Linked DNA regions of Homo sapiens: region 1 is linked to region 2. A link is an interaction called in ENCODE POLR2A ChIA-PET data of the cell type or tissue named here. Cell type or tissue: K562. All regions are shown on one strand.

Evidence for each region. Peaks named below come from ENCODE experiments on the same cell type or tissue, not always from the same donor. Only the 100,000 strongest peaks of a DNase experiment are listed, where the experiment ranks them.
Region 1: POLR2A ChIA-PET joins it to region 2 with 5 read pairs; 4 of 35 experiments call an interaction of 5 or more read pairs at or near these places.

What each region holds. Positions count from the first base shown.
Region 1 is chr11:118,948,653-118,952,652 of GRCh38, forward strand. No RefSeq gene overlaps it. Among named protein-coding and RNA genes, the nearest start is that of UPK2, 5.6 kb to the right of the region's middle. In K562, no CTCF peak of the experiment used is centred here; no DNase peak of the experiment used is centred here; H3K27me3 peaks cover 1,147 bases.
Region 2 is chr11:119,113,874-119,117,873 of GRCh38, forward strand. It overlaps C2CD2L (C2CD2 like), which reads left to right. Exons shown (of 14, transcript NM_001290474.2): 12 at 1-115; 13 at 207-492; 14 at 2,172-4,000. The coding sequence ends at 2,383. Among named protein-coding and RNA genes, the nearest start is that of HINFP, 5.7 kb to the right of the region's middle. In K562, no CTCF peak of the experiment used is centred here; a DNase peak (open chromatin) is centred at 2,228.

The DNA of each region.
Region 1 (4,000 bases), 170 kb before region 2:
AATAAAAAGATAAAGTGAATTACTTACATTAATGTTTATTGAGCCAGATACTGTGCTAGGCACTCATAAATAAATTCGCTTGAGGGGCCGGGCACATTGGCTCATGCCTGTAATCCCAGTACTTTGGGAGGCTGAGGCAGGCAGATCACTTGAGGCCAGGAGTTCAAAACCAGCCTGGCCAACGTGGCAAAACCCTGTCTCTACTAAAAATACAAAAAACTAGCTGGGCGTGGTGGCATGTGCCTGTAATCCCAGATACTCAAGAGGCTGAGGTGGGAGAATTCCTTGAACCTGGGAGGCAGAGGCTGCAGTGAGCCGAGTCATGCCAGTGCATTCCAGCCTGGGCGTCAGAGCCAAAATCCATTTCCAAAAAAAAAAAAAAAAAAATTGCCTTAGGGAGAGTCACAATATCCAAACGAGACAGGTTTTTAAATTTTATTTATTTAATTTTATTATTATACTTTAAGTTCTAGGGTAGTTGTGCACAACGTGCAGGTTTATTACATACGTATACATGTGCCATGTTGGTTTGCTGCACCCATTAACTCATTAGGTTCATTTACATTAGGTATTTCTCCTAATGCTATCCCTCCCCCTGCCCCCTACCCCATGACAGGCCCTTATATGTGATGTTCCCTGCCCTGTGTCCAAGTGTTCTCATTGTTCAATTCCCACCTATGAGTGAGAACATGTGGTGTTTGGTTTTCTGTCCTTGTGATAGTTTGCTCAGAATGATGGTTTCCAGCTTCATCCATGTCCCTGCAAAGGATGTGAACTCATCCTTTTTTATGGCTGCATAGTATTCCATAGTGTATATGTGCCACATTTTCTTAATCCAGTCTATAATTGATGGACATTTGGGTTGGTTCCAAGTTTTTGCTATTATGAATAGTGCTGCAATAAACATATGTGTGCATGTGTCTTTATAGTAGCATGATTTATAATCCTTTCGGTATATACCCAGTAATGGGATCGCTGGGTCAAATGGTATTTCTAGTTCTAGATCCTTGAGGAATCGCCACACTGTCTTCCACAATGGTTGAACTAGTTTACACTCCCACCAACAATGTAAAAGTGTTCCTATTTCTCCACATCCCCTCCAGCATCTGTTGTTTCCTGACTTTTTAATGACCGCCATTCTAACTGGTGTGAGATGGTATCTCATTGTGGTTTTGATTTGCATTTCTCTGATAGCCAGTGATGATGAGCATTTTTCATGTCTGTTGGCTGCATAAATGTCTTCTTTTGAGAAGTGTCTGTTCATATCCTTTGCCCACTTTTTGATGGGGTTTTTTTCTTGTAAATTTGTTTAAGTTCTTTGTAGATTCTGGATATTAGCCCTTTGTCAGATGGGTAGATTGCAAAAATTTTCTCCCATTCTGTAGGTTGCCTGTTCACTCTGATGGTAGCTTCTTTGCTGTGCAGAAGCTCTTTAGTTTAATTAGATCCCATTTGTCTATTTTGGCTTTTGTTGCCATTGCTTTTGATGTTTTAGTCATGAAGTCCTTGCCCATGCCTATGTCCTGAATGGTATTGTCTAGGTTTTCTTCTAGGGTTTTTATAGTTTTAGATCTAACATTTATGTCTTTAATCCATCTTGAATTAATTTTTGTATAAGGTGTAAGGAAGGGATCCAGTTTCCGCTTTCTACATATGGCTAGCCAGTTTTCCCAGCACCATTTATCAAATAGGGAATCCTTTCCCCATTTCTTGTTTTTGTCAGGTTTGTCAAAGATCAGATGGTTGTGAGACAGGTTTTATACCCTTTAATTTTTTTTTTTTTTTTTTTTGAGACGGAGTCTGGCTCTGTTGCCCAGGCTGGAGTGCAGTGGCGTGGTCTCGGCTCACTGCAACTACTGCCTCCCAGGTTCAAGCAATTCTCCTGCCTCAGCCTCCCGAGTAGCTGGGATTACAGGCACCTGCCACCATGCCCAGCTAATTTTTTGTATTTTTAGTAGAGACGGCATTTCACCATGTTGGCCAGGCTGATCTCGAACTCCTGACCTCGTGATCTGCCCACCTCAGCCTCCCAAAGTGCTGGGGTTACAGGCATGAGCCACCATGCCTGGCCTGGTTTTATACCCTTTTTACAGCAGAGGAAGCTGAAGCTCAGAGCAGTTAGTGAGGTATGTAACTTGGCAAAAGTCACAAAGCTGGAAGAAGATTTGGGGTAAGTGGTTGTATCAGAGGCTACTTTTTTTTTTTTTTTTTTTTTGAGACAGTTTCACTCTTGTTGCCCAGACTGGAGTGCAATGGCGCAATCTCCACCTCCCGGGTTCAAGCGATTCTCCTGCTTCAGCCTTCCAAGTAGCTGGGATTACAGGCATGTGCCACCACGCCTGGCTAATTTTGTATTTTTAGTAGAGACAGGGTTTCTCCATGTTGGTCAGGCTGGTCTCGAACTCCCGATCTCAGGTGATCCACCCTCCTCGGTCTCCCAGAGTGTTGGGGTTACAGGCGTGAGCCACCACGCAGGGCGGCTACATTTTTTAAAATGGAGCATTCAAGTCTCCTCCAACCCTGAATGACTGGTATTTTCTCATCCTCACAGCATTTTCCAGCCTCAGGTCTCAAGGATAGAGGTGCCACCACTTCCCAATGGACCAACATTTGGTGAGCACCGCATCTTACCTCCAAATCCAATCCTCCAGGACTCCCCCATCCCTGGCTGTTCCTAGGATTATGACAATGATCTCCAGCATTTCTTCCACACCTTTATTTTAAACCATTTTTACACCTGTCACATAGTTTGACCTCCTGAGTAAGGAAGGGGTCTTCTCTTTATATACTTTATTTCCAGCTCTGTCACCCAGGCTGGAGTGCAGTGGTGCAATCATGGCTCACCAAAGCCTCAGACTCCTGGGCTCAAGCCATCCTCCCGCCATAGCCTCCCAAGTAGCTGGGACTGGAGGCATGTGCCACCATGCCCAGCTCATTGTTTTTTTGTTGTTGTTGTTTGTTTGTTTTTTGAGATGGAGTTTCGCTCTTGCTGCCCGTGCTGGAGTGTAATGGCATGATCTCAGTTCACTGCAACCTCCATCTCCCGGGTTCAAGTGATTCTTTTTTGTATTTAGTAAAGAGGGGATTTCACCATGTTGGTCAGGCTGGTCTTGAACTCCTGACCTCAGGTGATCCACCCAACACAGCCTCCAAAAGTGCTAGGATTACAGGTGTGAGCCACCACCCTGGCCTGTTTTGTTTTTGTTTTTGAGACGGGGTCTCGCACTGTCACCCAGGCTGAAGTGCAATGGTGGGACCTCGGCTCACTGCAACCTCCGCCTCCCGGGTTCACACAATTCCCCTGCCTCAGCCTCCCAAGTAGCTGGGATTACAGGCGCACACCACCATACCTGCTAATTTTTTGTATTTTTAGTAGAGACGGGGTTTCGCTATGTTGGCCAGACTGGTCTCGAACTCCTGACTTTATAATCTGCCCGCCTCAGCCTCCCAAAGTGCTGGGATTACAGGCGTGAGCCACCGTGCCCAGGCTTTTTTTTTTTTTTTTTTAATAGAGAAGAGATGTCACTATATCACCCAGGCTGGTCTTGAACTCCTGGGCTCAAGCAATCTTCCCACCTTGGCTTCCCAAAGTGCTGGGATTACAGGCTGTGAGCCACAGCGCCTGGCCATAATTTTTTTTTCAGTTTTGTAGAGATGGAGCCTTGCTGCGTCACAAGGCTGGTCTCAAACTCCAGGTCCCAAGTGATCCTCCTACTTCAGCCTCCCAAAGTGCTGAGATGACAGGCATGTGTCACTGTGCCTGGTGAGTCTGCCATTTTTTATTTCATTTTATTGAGATGGAGTCTCACTCTGTTGCCTAGGCTGGAGTGCAGTGGCATGATTTCAGCTCACTGCAAGTTCCACCTCCTGGATTCAAGCGATTCTCCTGCCTCAGCCTCCCAAGTAGCTGGGATTACAGGCATGCATCACCACACCCGGCTGATTTTTGTATTTTTAGTAGAGACAGGGTTTCACCATGTTGGCCAGGCTGGTCTCAAAC
Region 2 (4,000 bases):
CGGCTTGGACCCTGTAGCAGAGACAGCGATTCGCCAGCTGACAGAGCCCAGTGGGCGGGTGGCCAAGAAGACACCCACCAAGCGCAGCACTCTCATCATCTCTGGTGTTTCCAAGGTAACAGGGCTCTGGGGAGAGGAGCTGGGATGGGGAGAAAGCCCTAATGGGTCGGTCACTCCTGCCCATTAAAACCCGTCCCTCCTGCCAGGTGCCCATTGCTCAGGACGAGTTGGCGCTATCCCTGGGCTATGCGGCATCCCTGGAAGCCTCAGTGCAGGATGATGCAGGGACCAGCGGAGGCCCCTCTTCACCTCCCTCAGACCCACCAGCCATGTCTCCAGGACCGCTAGATGCCCTCTCTAGTCCCACAAGTGTCCAGGAAGCAGACGAGACAACCCGTTCGGATATTTCTGAGAGGCCATCTGTGGATGATATTGAGTCGGAAACGGGGTCCACTGGTGCCCTGGAGACCCGCAGCCTCAAGGATCACAAAGGTAGGGGGACGTTGGCAGGGTGCCCCTCATCTCTTCTTTTATACACATATCATGACCTGGGGGACCTCGAGCCAGTGTGCCTTCTCCTTCCTCCCCTAAGAGATAGCCGGATTCCCAGCCTAGTTCAGCCAAGCTAGCCTAGAGGGGGATCTTGGTGCCTTGGTTCCTGGCCTAGATCTGACATGCTTGTGATAGGAAGGGATGCCAAATTATTTCCCTTTACCTCCATTGTTCTTTCTTCCTGAGTCTAAGTGCCATTTTTCCTGCCCTTTAAAAAAAAATTATAAAAATTTATTCCTAGGCAGGGTGTGGTGGCTCACACCGGCACTTTGGGAGGCCAAGGCGGGTGGCTTACCTGAGTCCAGGAGTTCAAGACTAGCCTGGGCAACATGGCGAGACCCCATCTCTACTAAAAATACAATAAATTGGCTGGGCGTAGTGGCACACACCTGTAATCTCAGCTACTCAGGGGGCTGAGGAGGGAGGATTCCTTGAGCCTGGGAGGTTGAGGTTCAAGGAGGTTGAAGCAGTGAGCCGTGATTGTGCCACTGCACTCCAGCCTGGGTGACAGAGTGAGACCCTGTCTCAAAAAAAATTTTTTTTTTCCATGGCTGGGCACGGTGGTTAATGCCTGTAATCCTAGCACTTTGGGAGGCCAAAGCGGGTGGATCACAAGGTCAGGAGTTCAAGACCAGCCTGGCCAACATGGGTAAACCCCATCTCTACTAAAAATACAAACATTAGCCAGACGTGGTGGCAGGCGCCTATAATCCCAGCTACTTGGGAGGCTGAGGCAGGAGAATCGCTTGAACTGGGGGGTTGGAGGTTGCAGTGAGCCCAGATCATGACACTGCACTCCAGCCTGGGTGACAGAGTGAGACTCTGTCTCAAAAAAAAAAAAAAAAAAAAAAAATTCTTCCCTTTCAATCTGCACCCTCTCCCCAATGAGTATAAGAAATCCTACCCTTGGATTATCCATCTGGCAGCAAGACAGGCAGTGACCAGTGGTGGTAGTTCTTCTAACTTTAAAAGATGAGAGGCTCACCCTAAAACATCTTCATTCCTCTACCAGTGAGACTATCAACCATGGATCTATCTATCTATTTTTTAAGCCTGCATCACTTCTTGAGATAATGAGGTTTCTACCTCCAAAGCCTGCTGGGTGAGCACCTTGCTCATTATACTGGTTCTGAATTTACCTCTTTGAAGTTTCTAGATGCACCACTTCCTGCTCACAGCCTGGAATTCGGTTAACAAGTCAGTGTCAACCTACCTTTCCCTTCATGATTTATAGACTTTTGGGAGTACCTTCTGGTAGCTTTTGTCTTCCCATAGGAAAGAGGCCCAATCCCAGTTTGTCCTCACAAAGCGGCCAGCTCCGTGATATCTCTTTTGCGGGCAGAGTTAAGATTGTACACAGATCCCCACAAGTACCACGATTTTTGCCTCAGGAAGGATAAAGCACATGTTTGTTTCTGCTTTCGTTTTCTTTTTTCTTTTTTTCACGAAGCCTTATGGAGAAGTATGTTTCTGCTTTCTTTCCTGAGGAAGCCTGGCTTCTGGGCCACGGGACTGATCCTGTCCACATCCTCTTTCCCTCCATTCTCCATCGTGTCTCTGCCCCCGTCTCACCCCACCCCGTGCCCCTCTCTGCCTCAGCTTCCCCTCTTCCCCTGCAGTGAGTTTCCTGCGCAGCGGCACTAAGCTCATCTTCCGCCGGAGGCCTAGGCAGAAGGAAGCTGGCCTGAGCCAATCACACGATGACCTCTCCAACGCAACGGCCACGCCCAGTGTCCGAAAGAAGGCCGGCAGCTTTTCTCGCCGCCTTATCAAGCGCTTTTCCTTCAAATCCAAACCCAAGGCCAATGGTAACCCCAGCCCCCAGCTCTGAGGACCCAGCTCTGAAAGGGCACGAGTTCTCTCAGCCCATTCCCCACCTCCCCTTCCATACCCCTTCCTGGATCTCCAGTGCCTGGGCCAGGAAAGCCCTCTGGGTTCCGGGAAGCCCCGTCCACCCTGGGCCATGGGGCCGGTTGGAAGGATACTTGGAACGGGAAGCACATGAGAGGTGGGCACCCGGTGCCGAGGACATGGACGAGGGACTGGTGGCTGGGAGGGAGAGGAGGGCCCTGTCCGGCATGTGTGGGTATTCCCCAGAAGCATTTGCCTCCTGCTGAGCCTGGTCCCTGAGCGGAGTCCCAGGGTGCTCAGCTCTTCAGCTGACCCTTCTTCCCTTATTTATTCTCTTTTCTATTTATATGTGTGGCTTAGGACCCTCCGTGAACAGATGATAGAGGGCATCTCTCCCAGGTGACCCTTCTTTTCTGTCCCAGGAGGGTGGGTAATTCCCTTTGGGATGGGGCTCCCACACCTCCCTCAGGTCCCCACTCAGACCAGCACCAGTGTCTGCCTCTGAGAATGTTGGCAGCTCACAGAGAGCAGGGCCGGCCCGGGATGGGGGGCAGGTACTCCCCACCTTCCTGCCTCCCCTCCTGCTCCTCATCCCTCCCTCCCCCTTTATTACCGTTTTTTGTACTTGATGCCTTCTCTGTGAGCAGTGGCTCTGTGGGAAGGAGGGAGCCGGGAGCCTGGTGGGAAGCCTTCCCCAGAGAGATGGCTTTAGGGGCTTTATTTAAAGACTGTGATGATGGAGCCACGCAAGGCTGCACCTCTGTGTGTTGGGAGACGATGATGATGTCCATTGCTGTGTGATGGCTTGGAATTTAATTTATTAAAGTCAAATTGGAGTTTATAAACTGGACAACTGGTTATCCTTTGAAAGGCAGTAGGCAGCCAGGCTGTGACATGGATGGTGTGGGAGGATGAGACAGGGGCCCGGATAATGAGGTTGGGTAGATGACACACATTGTGGATCTGCTAAGAAGTTCCTGCAGGGAAGAAGGGGTGTGCAGAGAAAGGATGGAAGAGACAGGAGGCTCTGGAGTATGAAATTGTAGCAAAAAACTCAATCAACTAGTACAGGTTAGTCTTCATTCCCCTTTCTGGAACAGGCTGCTCCTTCTAGGATGTAATGGAGATCAAAGCTTGGACCCTGTAACTAGACTGCCTGCCTGGGTTTGAGTCCCAGCTCTTCTAATTACTTGTGTGACCTTGGGCAAGTTATGTAACCTCTAAGTGCCTCAGTTTTCTCATCTGTAAAATGGGAACTTCAATCATCATGGCTATCATTTGGTTGTGGATGAGAAGTAAATGAAGTGCTGAGTGTTAACTGTTGCCTCAGAAGAAACTGGGAGGGGGAAGTCTTAGAAGTGTTTCAACATAATAAAAGCTCTCTCATTCTGAAATGTGGGCAAATTTCAGGGATTGATAGATCCTAGCAAACTGTGTCCCTGGTTCCCGTGCTTGAGATCTTATACAGGACTTGAACCAGGTAAGCTGCTACAGGATATTGGGCAGAATGCAGGACCAGGAAGCAAGAAAACTGAGTCTGCCACAGACAAACCAAGTGATCTTGAGCAGGCAACTTCTCCTTTGGGGACCTCAGTTT